Linked DNA regions of Homo sapiens: region 1 is linked to region 2. Evidence: chromatin contacts called from ENCODE Hi-C data. All regions are on one chromosome and are shown on one strand. Each heading gives the region's core, a stretch centred on a gene start or an enhancer-like site at or near the end of the contact. The rest is flanking DNA. Distances are from core to core; before and after follow the strand shown. Region 1 overlaps LINC01483 (long intergenic non-protein coding RNA 1483). Region 2 overlaps LINC01483 (long intergenic non-protein coding RNA 1483).

What was found. A loop is a pair of places that touch in the nucleus more often than their neighbours do. Pooled maps may share reads with other maps.
Region 1: a pooled map shows a loop between it and region 2 (2.4-fold over the local background). The contact joins two enhancer-like sites. A Hi-C loop is called at or near these places in 1 of 168 maps with a recorded cell type or tissue (ascending aorta), 2 of 37 single-sample maps with no recorded cell type and 3 of 50 pooled maps.

Annotation. Positions count from the first base shown.
Region 1 is chr17:69,898,375-69,904,180 of GRCh38, reverse strand. It overlaps LINC01483 (long intergenic non-protein coding RNA 1483), which reads right to left. Exons shown (of 5, transcript NR_109972.1): 5 at 1,181-1,439. Among named protein-coding and RNA genes, the nearest start is that of LINC01497, 60 kb to the left of the region's middle. Within about 2 kb of position 3,225, at least 2 of the 41 ENCODE cell types and tissues checked have a DNase peak (open chromatin) inside an H3K27ac peak, as active enhancers do.
Region 2 is chr17:69,603,862-69,609,598 of GRCh38, reverse strand. All of the region lies in intron 2 of LINC01483 (long intergenic non-protein coding RNA 1483), which reads right to left. Among named protein-coding and RNA genes, the nearest start is that of LINC01483, 13 kb to the right of the region's middle. RefSeq lists enhancers at 2,117-2,386, 1,462-2,661. Within about 2 kb of position 2,243, at least 17 of the 41 ENCODE cell types and tissues checked have a DNase peak (open chromatin) inside an H3K27ac peak, as active enhancers do.

The DNA of each region.
Region 1 (5,806 bases), core at 1,976-4,475, 290 kb before region 2:
TTGTTTTTTTCTGTGAAAGGAGAAAGCATGAAGAATGTCATGGTCTCACTTATTTAACAGGGTCTCTATGGCTGCTGGGTTGAGAACAAACTCAAGGACCTGGGAGACCACGTAAGGAGGCTATTGCCGTAATCCAGGTCAGCTACCATGGAGGCTGGAGCTTAGGTGTTAGTGTTACAGAGTCCAAGGACTTGCTGCCCGGTGCACTAGAAACCAAAAATATGACATTGGGTTTTTGAGAAAAGAAAAGCTTTTCATTGAGCTTTTCAAGGAGACAGGAGTTTAGCTCAAATCTGTCTCCTCATGCTGGTTTTACGGCAGTCATTTTATTACAAAAGGTTTACAAAGTGGATTCTGGGATTCATCTATGATGGGTAGAAGCAAAGGGGAGGTCTGGAAAGTCTTCTAGCACATGCACTTCTCCATGCTACCCCATAGATTGTATGTGTAAATTTGAGGGTGGAATTAGTATAAAACCTGCAGTGGAAATTTGGGTTGTGATGTCAACAAGCTGGTTCTGTGTGCAGACTCTAGCTGGCCAAATTGGTTTTAGCCAATTTTAGTCAGTTTTGACATCTTGCAAGCAGAAGGAGTTTCAGCCTTTCGGCAAGTTGTTTTTCTTTTCCTTCTCTGCCATCCTGCAAACTCAAGAATATTTGCTAGTCATTTTTTTAACTCTTTGGGGCACGGTTTCATTAGTGATCGAAATGAGAATTGTTCAGATTCCGGATGCTTACTGCATACAGAGACAGCAGGTTGTGCTGACAGATTGGTCATAGGTGTAATAACAAGAGAAGAATCAAGGAGCACACTAAAGGTTTTTCTCTGAGCAAGTGGAAGTATGGAGTTGCCATTTCCTGAGATAAGCCAAGACCAGTGCAGCTCCTGACGCACACCATGGACCAATAAATGTGAGATAAGTAAATCTCAGTTTTAAAGGATGAAAAATCGGAAGCTCATAGAGGTTAGTCTATTTGCTTGAAGTCATACCAAGACTAGGTGGCAGAGCTCGGAGGAAAAAAACAGGCCAAAGGTCCGTGTTTCTCCATGCAGCCATCTAAGATGTTCCCAAAGAAGTGAACCGGGGCCGGAGGGGGAGACCAATGGGCGGTCTGGTTTCCATTCTCAGCATATCATCGTTTCCCTTGCCCAACCTGGTTGAGGATCGGTCCAAGGGTCACAAACCAGCAACCTGTTAGCCTAATAAGAACTGCTGACATGTTTTGTTTGACTCGCACGGCTTTAAAAAAAACAATTCATGTTTGAATGCCCTTAAACTGGGCTTGTATTTTCCACTTCAGCCACAACACACACCGCTCCCTCTGGCTTAGAGCGGCGTCCTTCGGGATCCTGCCGGGTCCCTGAAGACATTTGATTTTTCAATCGGTGATTCAGACCAACAATCCAGTGGGAATTTAGCTGTGAGGCAATGCAGTGTGCTAGAAAAAAAAAAAAAATCATAATATCAGACAGCTATAGATTCACACCCAGCCTTATCATTTACCATGTGCGTGACCTTGAACAAGCTTTTCCTCTCCTTCCCCATCTGTAAAGTGGAGAGAACAGTATCCACTTTGCACTATTGTTGGGAGACCTGAATGAGAAAAGCTATATAATGTACACAGCATAGGAAACACTAAATGTATGGCCATTATTATAAAGCAGGGATCAGTAGGCTTTTTCTGTAAAGAGCCAGATATTTTAGGCTTTGTGGGACGCGTGATCCCTATCAGGACTCCTCAGCTCTGCCTTTGTATTATGAAAGCTGCCATGGAAAATACACAAATGAATAAGCATGGAAAAGAAAATCCCAGTGCAATTATATTTACAAACACAGGTGTGGGGGGTGGGGGAGGATTGGGGCATCATTTACTAATCCTTGTTATAAAGTGCAATGGTCTAAATGTTTGCATTCCCCCAAATTCATACGCTGAAATCCTAAAGCCCAGGGTGATGGAATTAGGAGGCCAATTTTAGAAAGGTGATTAGGTCAAGGGGGCAGAGCCCTCAGGAATAGGATAAAAGAGACCCCCAAAAGACCCTCACCTCTTCTGCCATGTGAGGGTACAATGAGAAGAGAGTCATTGTATTAGTTCATTTTCACACTGCTATAAAGAACTGCCCAAGACTGGGTTTTTTAATAAAGAAAATTGACTGACAGTTCTACATGGCTGAGGAGACCTCAGGAAACTTACAATCATGGCAGAAGGTGAAGAGGAAGCAAGAACCTTCTTCACATGATGGCAGGAAAGAGAAGAGTGAGTAAGAGCAGGGAAAACTGCCTTATAAAACCATCAGCTATTGTGAGAACTCACTCACTATCATGAGAACCACATGGGGAGAACTGCCCTCATGATCCCATCACCTCCCACCAGGTCCCTCCCTCGACACCTGGAGATTGCAATTCAAGATGAGATTTGGGTGAGGACACAAAGCCTAACCATATCAGTCATGTATGAGCAAGTAGGCCCTCACTAGATATTGAGTCTGCTCGTGCCTTGATCTGGACTTCCCAGCCTCCAAATCTACGAGAAATAAATTTCTGTTGTGTATAAGCCTCTTTGTTGTGATATGTTTGCTGTAACAGCCCAAACGGACTAAGACATAGAGGATTTTTATACCCCTCCTTATTCTGCTCTGTCACTTCCCCTCAATACCTCCCCACACCCCAAAGGAGCCCTTTAGTTATGGGGCAAAGACTTTTATACGCTTTTGATATAAGCTGTAAGGTGACATTACAATGATACTAGCTGCCATTTTCAAGTGTGCCCACCAGAAATGAGAAAGAAGGAAAAATCTTCAGTGGTCTTATTTCTTCCATGAAATAAACCAAAATTGATTTTCCTAGGGAGTGAGGCATCTCCAGCAAGGCCAGCCTTTCTTGGGTCAGATGTCTGCAATTACAAATTGAAGTGCTCTTCCCTGGACTTCCAGAATCTTAGGGACTCAAAGGCTTCCACGGGAAAACTGCTTCTCCCCAGCAGATTCAAGGACTCAAAAGAGATGGAGCAAGGTCTCCTGAGTGAAGCCTGCCCAGCGGCTCTGTCCCAACATCTGAAGGAACAGGAAGCTTCTACACCCTTGGCATTGAAGAGCCTCTGAGCAGCGATATAGCCACATTTCCCATCCTTTGACCTAATCAGGGCTTTGATTTGCAGGCCGTGAGGGAGAGGCTGCTGTGTTGTTCCCACTGGGCTATTTTTGGGACCTGGCATCAGAGGGAAGGACAGAGTTAGCAATCGGTACTCCTGGGCAGTGCTGAGCAGGACCTCTGCGTAAGCCCCGTAGTAAACTTAGGTCATTTCCTCTTACAAATCTCCAGAGTTAAACAGCACCAGAAACTCTGAACGAGGGTCAGATATGGAGGAAGCCGAAGGCTTCATTTTTATCAAGAAATCTTTTTTTTTCTCTCTACTTGCTTTCATCTCAAATTATCAGAAATAAAATTTGTAAAATAAAAGAACTTGCGGCCGGGCGTGGTGGCTCACCCCTGTAATCCCAGCACTTTGGGAGGCCGAAGCGGGCACACTATCTGAGGTCGGGAGTTCAAGACCAGCCTAACCAACATGGAAACCCCGTCTCTATCAAAAATACAAAAAAATTAGCTGGGCGTGGTAGTGAATGCCTATAATCCCAGCTAGTTGGGACCCTGAGGCAGGAGAATTGCTTGAACCCCGGAGGTGGAGGTTGCAGTGAGCCGAGATCATGCCATTGCACTCCAGCCTGGGCAACAAGAGCAAAACTCTATCTCAAAATAAATAAATTAATAAATAAGTAAAATAAAAGAACTTTCATGTTTTGGGAGAGCATAGAATGGAGACCAAATTAATACACAAAAGGACGAAACCTTGGGTTGGCAGGGAGGCAACAAAACCACTGAAACACTCATTGAGTTTCACTAACTCTTTCATTTTTTACCCAGGTATTAGCAGTTTGTTTCTAATCTAGGAAAAATAGGCTAAACTCGGCAAAAGGTGGTTCTACCTTCCTTCCACACTATGGGCAACAGTCCTAATGATGAGGGAGGTTACTAAGAAAGGAGACATCCTGAGTTGTCCTATGATACCCCTCAGAAGAGTCATCAGAGACACCACAGACTGCCCGTCATCAGGGCTGCCTTCATCAGTGTACATGCTGGACAGTCACACAGGAAGGATCTGGAAATCAGAAGGGCTCCGTGCTTGGTTTCCTGCTCTGCCATCACATCTTGAAACCCTTTATTATGTTTGACCTGTCTTCTCTTGCCCTTCCTTTCTTTTTTTTTTTTTTTTTTTTTTTTAAGACAGTCTCACTGTGTCACCCAGGCTGGAGTGTGGTAGTGTGATCTCGGCTCACTGCAACCTCGGCCTCCTGGATTCAAGCCATTCTTGTGCCACAGCCTCCCAAGTAGCTGGGATCACAGGCGTATGCCACCACACCCAGCTAATTTTTGTAATTTTAGTAGAGATGGGGTTTCACCACATTGGCCAGGCTGGTCTTGAACTCCTGGCCTCAAGCGATCTGACAGCCTCAGCTCCCAAAGTGCTGGGATTACAGGTGTGAGCCACCATGCCTGGCCTGTCTTCTCTTGTTCTTCTAAAACAGTGTTTCTCAACCCTTTTTTCCCCCATTTTCACTCTTCCAACAAGGCTTCTTAGGCATTTTTTTAACTAATCAATCCTCCCATGAAATTGTAATATAAGTACACAGTATTTCTGTTTATATATTTTATGTTTATGTTTCATACATTAAAAGAATAAGATTTTTTTGTTTCCCAATAAACAAATTTTTTTCCCTATTGGGAATGATATTGCACCCAGTGAGAATGCAAATTCAAGATCTAGGTAACACAACTCAACCACAAGCATCTATGCAGGAACACGAGTGAAAGTAATAATAATAATAATAATTAATATTAATAGATATATGTTATTGAGTCAGGCACCATTCTAAGTGCTTTACATTTATTAACTCATGTAATACTATTTTAAAATTTTATTCTAATACCCATTCTGCAAATGAGAAAACTGAGGCACAGAGAATTTAATAACTTGCCCAAGGCCAGTCACATAGCAAATGACAGAGCTGGAATTTGAACATGTGTTTCCTGGCTCTGGAACCCCATGAGAAGTGCAGGTTCAATTATTGAGCACACACCAAAAGGTGTACATTTCTCAGTATGCAGTATGCCGTTGGTAGACAGAGACCTTTTGAATAAAGACACGGTGACAGCTCATTGGCACGTGCTGGTAAATCTTCAACTGCACTAAAGCCTCTGCAGAAGAAGCAAAAGCTCTCCATGGGCCTAATGATGCACAATGTTCATGGTGATTTCTAATACTCGAAAAATGCTAAGTTTTCCTCGAGACGGGAGGTATGGATTTACAGCAAAATATTTCCAGATTGTCTCCTGGGACATGAGTTGGCCAATTCTTCTTTGCTTTCATTCTCAAAGAAATGCTGCAGGGCTTGAATTGGAAGAATCTTGAGTTTGGGGTTTTAACAACTTGTATGAACCTGGCAAAGTCACTTTTGGGAGCTTCAGTTTTCTCTGTAAAATAGGTGAATTAAATAATCTCCAACATTCCTTTAGGCTCTGAAGGAGACTTCGGTTAAACATACACAAAAGCAACAAAAACACAAGCAAAATAATTGTCATTACATAATTCTAGCAAATGTTTACTATGGGACTTGTAACCATAAATGGCAGAGTGAAGCAGTTGACACAAATGAATAAACAATTAGACAAAATCAGAGAGGGGAATAATAGAAACTCAGGGAGCATGTCTAACCAAAGGGGGTTGTCAATAGCCCACTCCTGCGGGCT
Region 2 (5,737 bases), core at 994-3,493:
CCATAATTTAGCTATGAATGCATGTATGCCAAAAGGGGAAGGAGCTATAATGCAATATCAAAAAAAATCACAATGTAGCAAAAAAATTAAGCTAACACGATCTTTGTCATAGAAGAAAACTTGTGACATTGGAATAGGGAGCAAAAAGCCTTTGAAACACAGTAAGGGAACTTGCATTTATAACAGGTCACAAAATTAATTCAAAAGATAACAGTGCCCTGAGCTTGCCAAGTATGCCATCGTGACTGTAGCCTCATGGATTCATAGGCACGCCTGTAAGAATACAGAAATAGGTTTATTTAATCCTGACTTTCTTTTGAGCACTGGCAACAGATGAGTTCTCTGCGCCAAATCCTGCCCATAGAAAGCTAATGGGTGTTGCACGCAGTTATCCAAGAACACAAATTGGCTTTGTGGTTTCTTGTGGCATTTGGCTAGCTGAATCAGAGGAAACAACTAGAAGCTGAGGCAGATGGTTCACAGGCAATATGCTATAATGTCTTCTTACAAATATGTAGTTATGTATTAATAGGTAACCTCTTGGGAAACATGGACAAATATATCATTTTTTGCAATTCTCAGTTTCTAATACAGCTCTGTATGTTGTTGGTGCTCAATACCACTGGTTTCATATTTGTTAACTATCTCATACTCTATTCAAACTCATATCCTCATATCTTTGGAATGTGGAAGCAGACACAAACAAGCAGCTTAGCAAGGAGCACTGACTAAATACCAAGTACTGCATCAAGGGCCAGAAACCCAGTGATAAATAAGATGAGTATGTTGTCCACCATTTCTGAGCCTATTACTCCTCTGAGTTTATTGTGGCCCTTTCTATCTAAGTGAGGCTGAAGGCCACTCCTGTAACAGAAGTAAAAGTTGAAATTCTCAACTCCATGCTTCTTCCGTGAAGCCCTCCATCAGTAACATGCTAACAGGTTGGAAAAAGAGTTGACAAATATGTACACTGGTCAGGTAGAAGAGGAGACATGGTAAAAGAGGAGTAAAGGAGAATGGTATTCTTTCTCAGGTAAAGAAACTATCTTCAACAAACTCCTTTGACAGTAGGCAAGAGGGTGTATAACATGGTATTGAGTGGAGGCAGAAATATTAACCTAAACCAGAGCTACTGGTGCTGAAACAAAGATTCTAGCAATTCTGAGACCAATGGAAAAAAAAAAATTTTATAACCCGTCTGCCAGCCTGTAAGCCTGTTTCCACTTCAGAATTAATTAGTATCAACATTTTACCAGCCAATATGTCTCAAAAAAAAAAAAAATCAACAGTGTGCTCTGCTTTTTTTCTTGTGCAATAAACCCCTAGGGATTACAGATATATTTATACCACATCTTTCAGGACAGTTGGAAATATTAACCAAAAGTACGTACCTAATGATTGTTTTCATTGTAATGCATTTGTATTATTTTCAATGAATGAAATTTATTAAATGACTATATAAATGTGATATGTCTATATATAAAACAAGTTCCATAAGCATACATAAAGCAGAAAATTTTGTCAGACTATTATATTCTGACTTAGGCATGGTCATCTTCCACTTGTAAGATTCGTATCTCCCATACATAAGCTAAATGACTCTGTAGAAGATTATCTGGTCAGAAGATGTGACTAGAAATTCATAAATGTTCTATTTCTATTAAACCTGCCTCACTGACACAGCCCACTTTTGTTCTCTCCTATTCTGCAAGACTTCGAAGGCTGGTTTAACATTCCTGTGTTCTCAGCTATATAATTCTGGTCTTTCCACCAAAGCAGTTTTATTTCCTGACAGTCACTACAGCTTATGAAAGCCAGTGCTATTGGGAAAATATTCCAAATGCACAGGTTATGTGGTTGTGGAAAATAGGCATTAATGGAAAAGGGACTGAAACCAAGTTCTCTTCCGATTGCTATTTTGGAACTTCTGGTTTTTCTGTGGAGCTCCAAGTCAGTGGTGATTGCAAAACCAAAGAGACCAAACAGAATATTCAAAAAGCAAATGACCAGGAGGAGTTTATTTAGAAAATAGATAAATACAAATTGTGCTTTATGGGTTTTCATGTTTATGTCAGAAGGAATGGGTAATGTTGGACAGTCTGAAAGTGATGCTGTGGAATTTCTGTATTTCTCTTTTGTTTCAAATCATTCTCCCTGTATCTGATACTAAACTCTTCAGAAAGGTTTCACAGCTGTGTCCTTTGGGCACAGGGCATGTTCTGACATGCAGAGGATTATCTTGTGCAGCCTGTGGCCGCCAGCGCCACCTAGCTTCTGTATACATTTCCTCAACTCAACAGTTTTCCAAATTGTTCAATTAAATGAGCCAGTCTTCCATGAGAGCTCAGTATCGGTCTCACAGATTTTGAATGATGAAATTGAGGACGCGAGTTGGAACAGCCAAACTGCTCTGAATGGTTGTCAGGTAGAAAGACATGTTCTCTAAGTCTGTGGAACTTTAGGTAGGATTGACAACAATTCTCAATGCATTCATCACCTGCCTGTCTTTTATTTGACAAACCTTTGTGTGCCAAGCAGTTAGATAACGTGCACAGAGACCCAGCTTCTGAATTTTAACCACTATGTTTCAAATTAGGGAGGATTTCTAAGAAGAGAGTCTTTGCTAGGCTCACACTCAGGGACTGCTTCCCAATGAAGGAGATCAGAATATGTCACCCCAAAATATGCCGGCATAAGAATTATTTTGAGCTGGGGGCAATTGAGAAAAAGCAGACACAGAAGAGCTCTGCCGTCCCCCTCTGCTTAAAGCAGGGCATAAACTTCCCCTCGTGAAGGTGTTAAAAGAAAAACTTTAGACAAATTAGATTTAACAATTTAATTAAGCTCATGAATCAAGCAGCTCCCAGAAGCAAAATAGGTTCCCAGCGACTCTTGGGCTGCCACATGGTCAGATAACATTAATCGACAGGAAATGGAAAGTGAGGTTCAAAAAATAGAAGTGAGGTACAGAAACAGCTGGATTGGTTACAGCTCAGCATCTGCCTTATTTAAACGCAGTTTAGACAGTTGGCTGCCTGTGATTGGCTGAAACTCAGCTGCTGTGATTGGCTAAAACTTGGCTACTTGTTTCAAGAATAGGTTACAGTCTATATTTCCACAGCCCCTTGAGTTACAGTTCACTGTATATGGCGAAACCTTAGCTTTAGGCTAAACAAAGGTGTCCCCCACCCTCCCCTATTAGAAAGAGGAGAACAACCCTTATCAGGAGATGGAGATAGCACCAAGATGTGCTGTGTAAGCAAACTTTAGTAAATAACTCTTGTTTATTATTGCTTTTCCTCATAAATTTACCTTCCCACCATTCACCACCCCTGGAAGCCCAAACCCTCTTTCCTCTGTCATAGTCGCTTCTCCCCAGGTTATCATCCTTTGCTAAAATGTTATAGATGCCCTCCAGTTTACCTGCTTTTTGGGGGGTTTTCACCTCTTTTCTATGAAAACCCTGCCCACATAAGAATATTAACATCACATACAATGTGTACAATTTTCTTCCATTCATCTATCTTTGTCAGTTTAACTTGCAGGCCCACCCTCAGAATATAAGAAAGTAAAGAAAAACTTTTACCTCCCATACATTTAGAGTCAGTGAATGATTGATTACTAAACAGAAGAAAAGTTAGAAAATCTAGGGAAAATGTCATGAGGTCATTCGCTCTGTCTCAGAATGTCCTTCATTGTTCTGATGTCACCTTTGAATGGAGTTTATGATTCTTATCTCCTTAAAAGATAACAGAGATCTCATCCAAAGAATCATATGCTTCTCTCTTTGGGCTAACTTATGACTATAATGTGAGAAACAGAGGAGCACAGAATCATGGGTCAGGCTCATTCTTTGTAGATGAGACCAATTGCTTGAGGGCATGATTCGGTATACTTTAGAGGCAGTGGGTGTTTGAAATATATAAATGAAATCGACACAGATAAATAGAGCAGTTCGACAAATAGCCTGCTTGGATTGTCTAGAAGCCCTTATCGTTTTGTTTTATTTTGAAAGCCAGGACAATATGATTACCAACTATTAGTTTAATGACGAAATCTTCCAGATGGTTATGATGATTAGAATGATCAAGAAATTAGAAGCTGTTCAATCCTCATAGGAAGGCTTCAGTGGAATAGACTCCCTGCTGCCTCCTGTAGACTTGGACTTATTTAAGGAAAACCCTACAATGACTAGTTTCCAGTTGTAGAAATTGGAAGAAGAAAGAAATAGCACCTGCAAGCCTAAAAGTTCTCTTCCTTCCAATGAAAAAGGAGCTTAAACCTGTCCAAAGTCATGTATGTTACCTCGGCAAGTAAAATTTTATCATTCTGTGTACTGAGTGAGTCTTCTTCCCCTCCCAAGAGGCTTTAACTATAGAACCTTTAGGTTTTTTTTGTTTGTTTTTTAAGAAGGGGGTCTAGCAACAACCTCAAGTTCCAGGACAGTCATTCTTTACTGACAAAGGAAGCAAAGATGAAAGTCCAATTAAAAGCCCATGAAATTTCCATCATGTTTCTTTGAATTGAGTTTGGAGTCTTTGGAATTCTCAAAATAATTCACATGAAGATCTCAGATGCCAATGTATTTTCTGACTCCCTTCAAGGTAGCCATATGAGGAAAGGCAATGAGTTTTATACCAGCATTTGCTGACAGTAAAATATAATGAAAAACATTTATTTGTAATAATGTAGACCACATTCTAACTGCCATTTAATGTAACCACACTATATTTCATAAGGTTTCAATTTAGCATAGCTAATCACAGGGCCAGTTCTACTCTGATGTAGACCTTTTGCATTCTGCCTGAGAAAAATCTACTAAAGTGCTGCTTAGGAGAGAGACCCAGCCAAAGTCACATTTGGAATTAAACACGTTAGAGTTTTAAACTTTTTGAAATTTATAAATGATAAAACAGAGAATTTTTTTAAAAAAATTATTGTTAAATATAAACCATTAGCAAAGGTAAATGTTTGTTACTATATGTACTGGGTTAATTGGTGGCCCACAACAAAATATATGTCTACCCAGAACCTATAGAGGGGACCCTATTTGGGGAAAGGGTCTTTGCAGATGTAATTAAGAATCTCAAGATGAGATCATCGTAGATTAGAGTGGTCCTAAGTGCAAAGACAATGTCCTTATAAGAAGAGGAGAAAACACAGACACAGAGAACGAGGCCATTGAAGACCAAGAGAAAGACAGAAATGGTACTGCCACAAGCCAAAAATCACCTGGAGCCACCAGAAGCTGGAAGATGCAGGGAAGGACCTTCCTCCAGCACCTTTAGAGGAAGCGTGGCCCTGCCAACACCTTGATTTCAGACTTCTGGCCTCCAGAACTGTGAGAGAATAGATTTCTTTCTTTTTTTTTTTTTTTTCATTATACTTTAAGTCCTAGGGTACATGTGCAAAACGTGCAGGTTTGTTACATATGTATACATGTGTCATCTTGGTGTGCTGCACCCATTAACTCGTCATTTACATTAGGTATATCTCCTAATGCTATCCCTCCCCCCTCCCCCCACCCCATGACAGGCCCCAGTGTGTGATGTTCCCCACCTTGTGTCCTTTTAAGCCACCACATTTGTGGTCATTTGTTACAGTTGCCCTGGGAAACTAACACAGTACATTCAAATATCACAACAAAAAAATCAATTAAGAGGAATGAATGTTTAAAAACAAATCCTGGCCAGGTGCGGTGGCTCACGCCTGTAATCCCAGCATTTTGGGAGGCCGA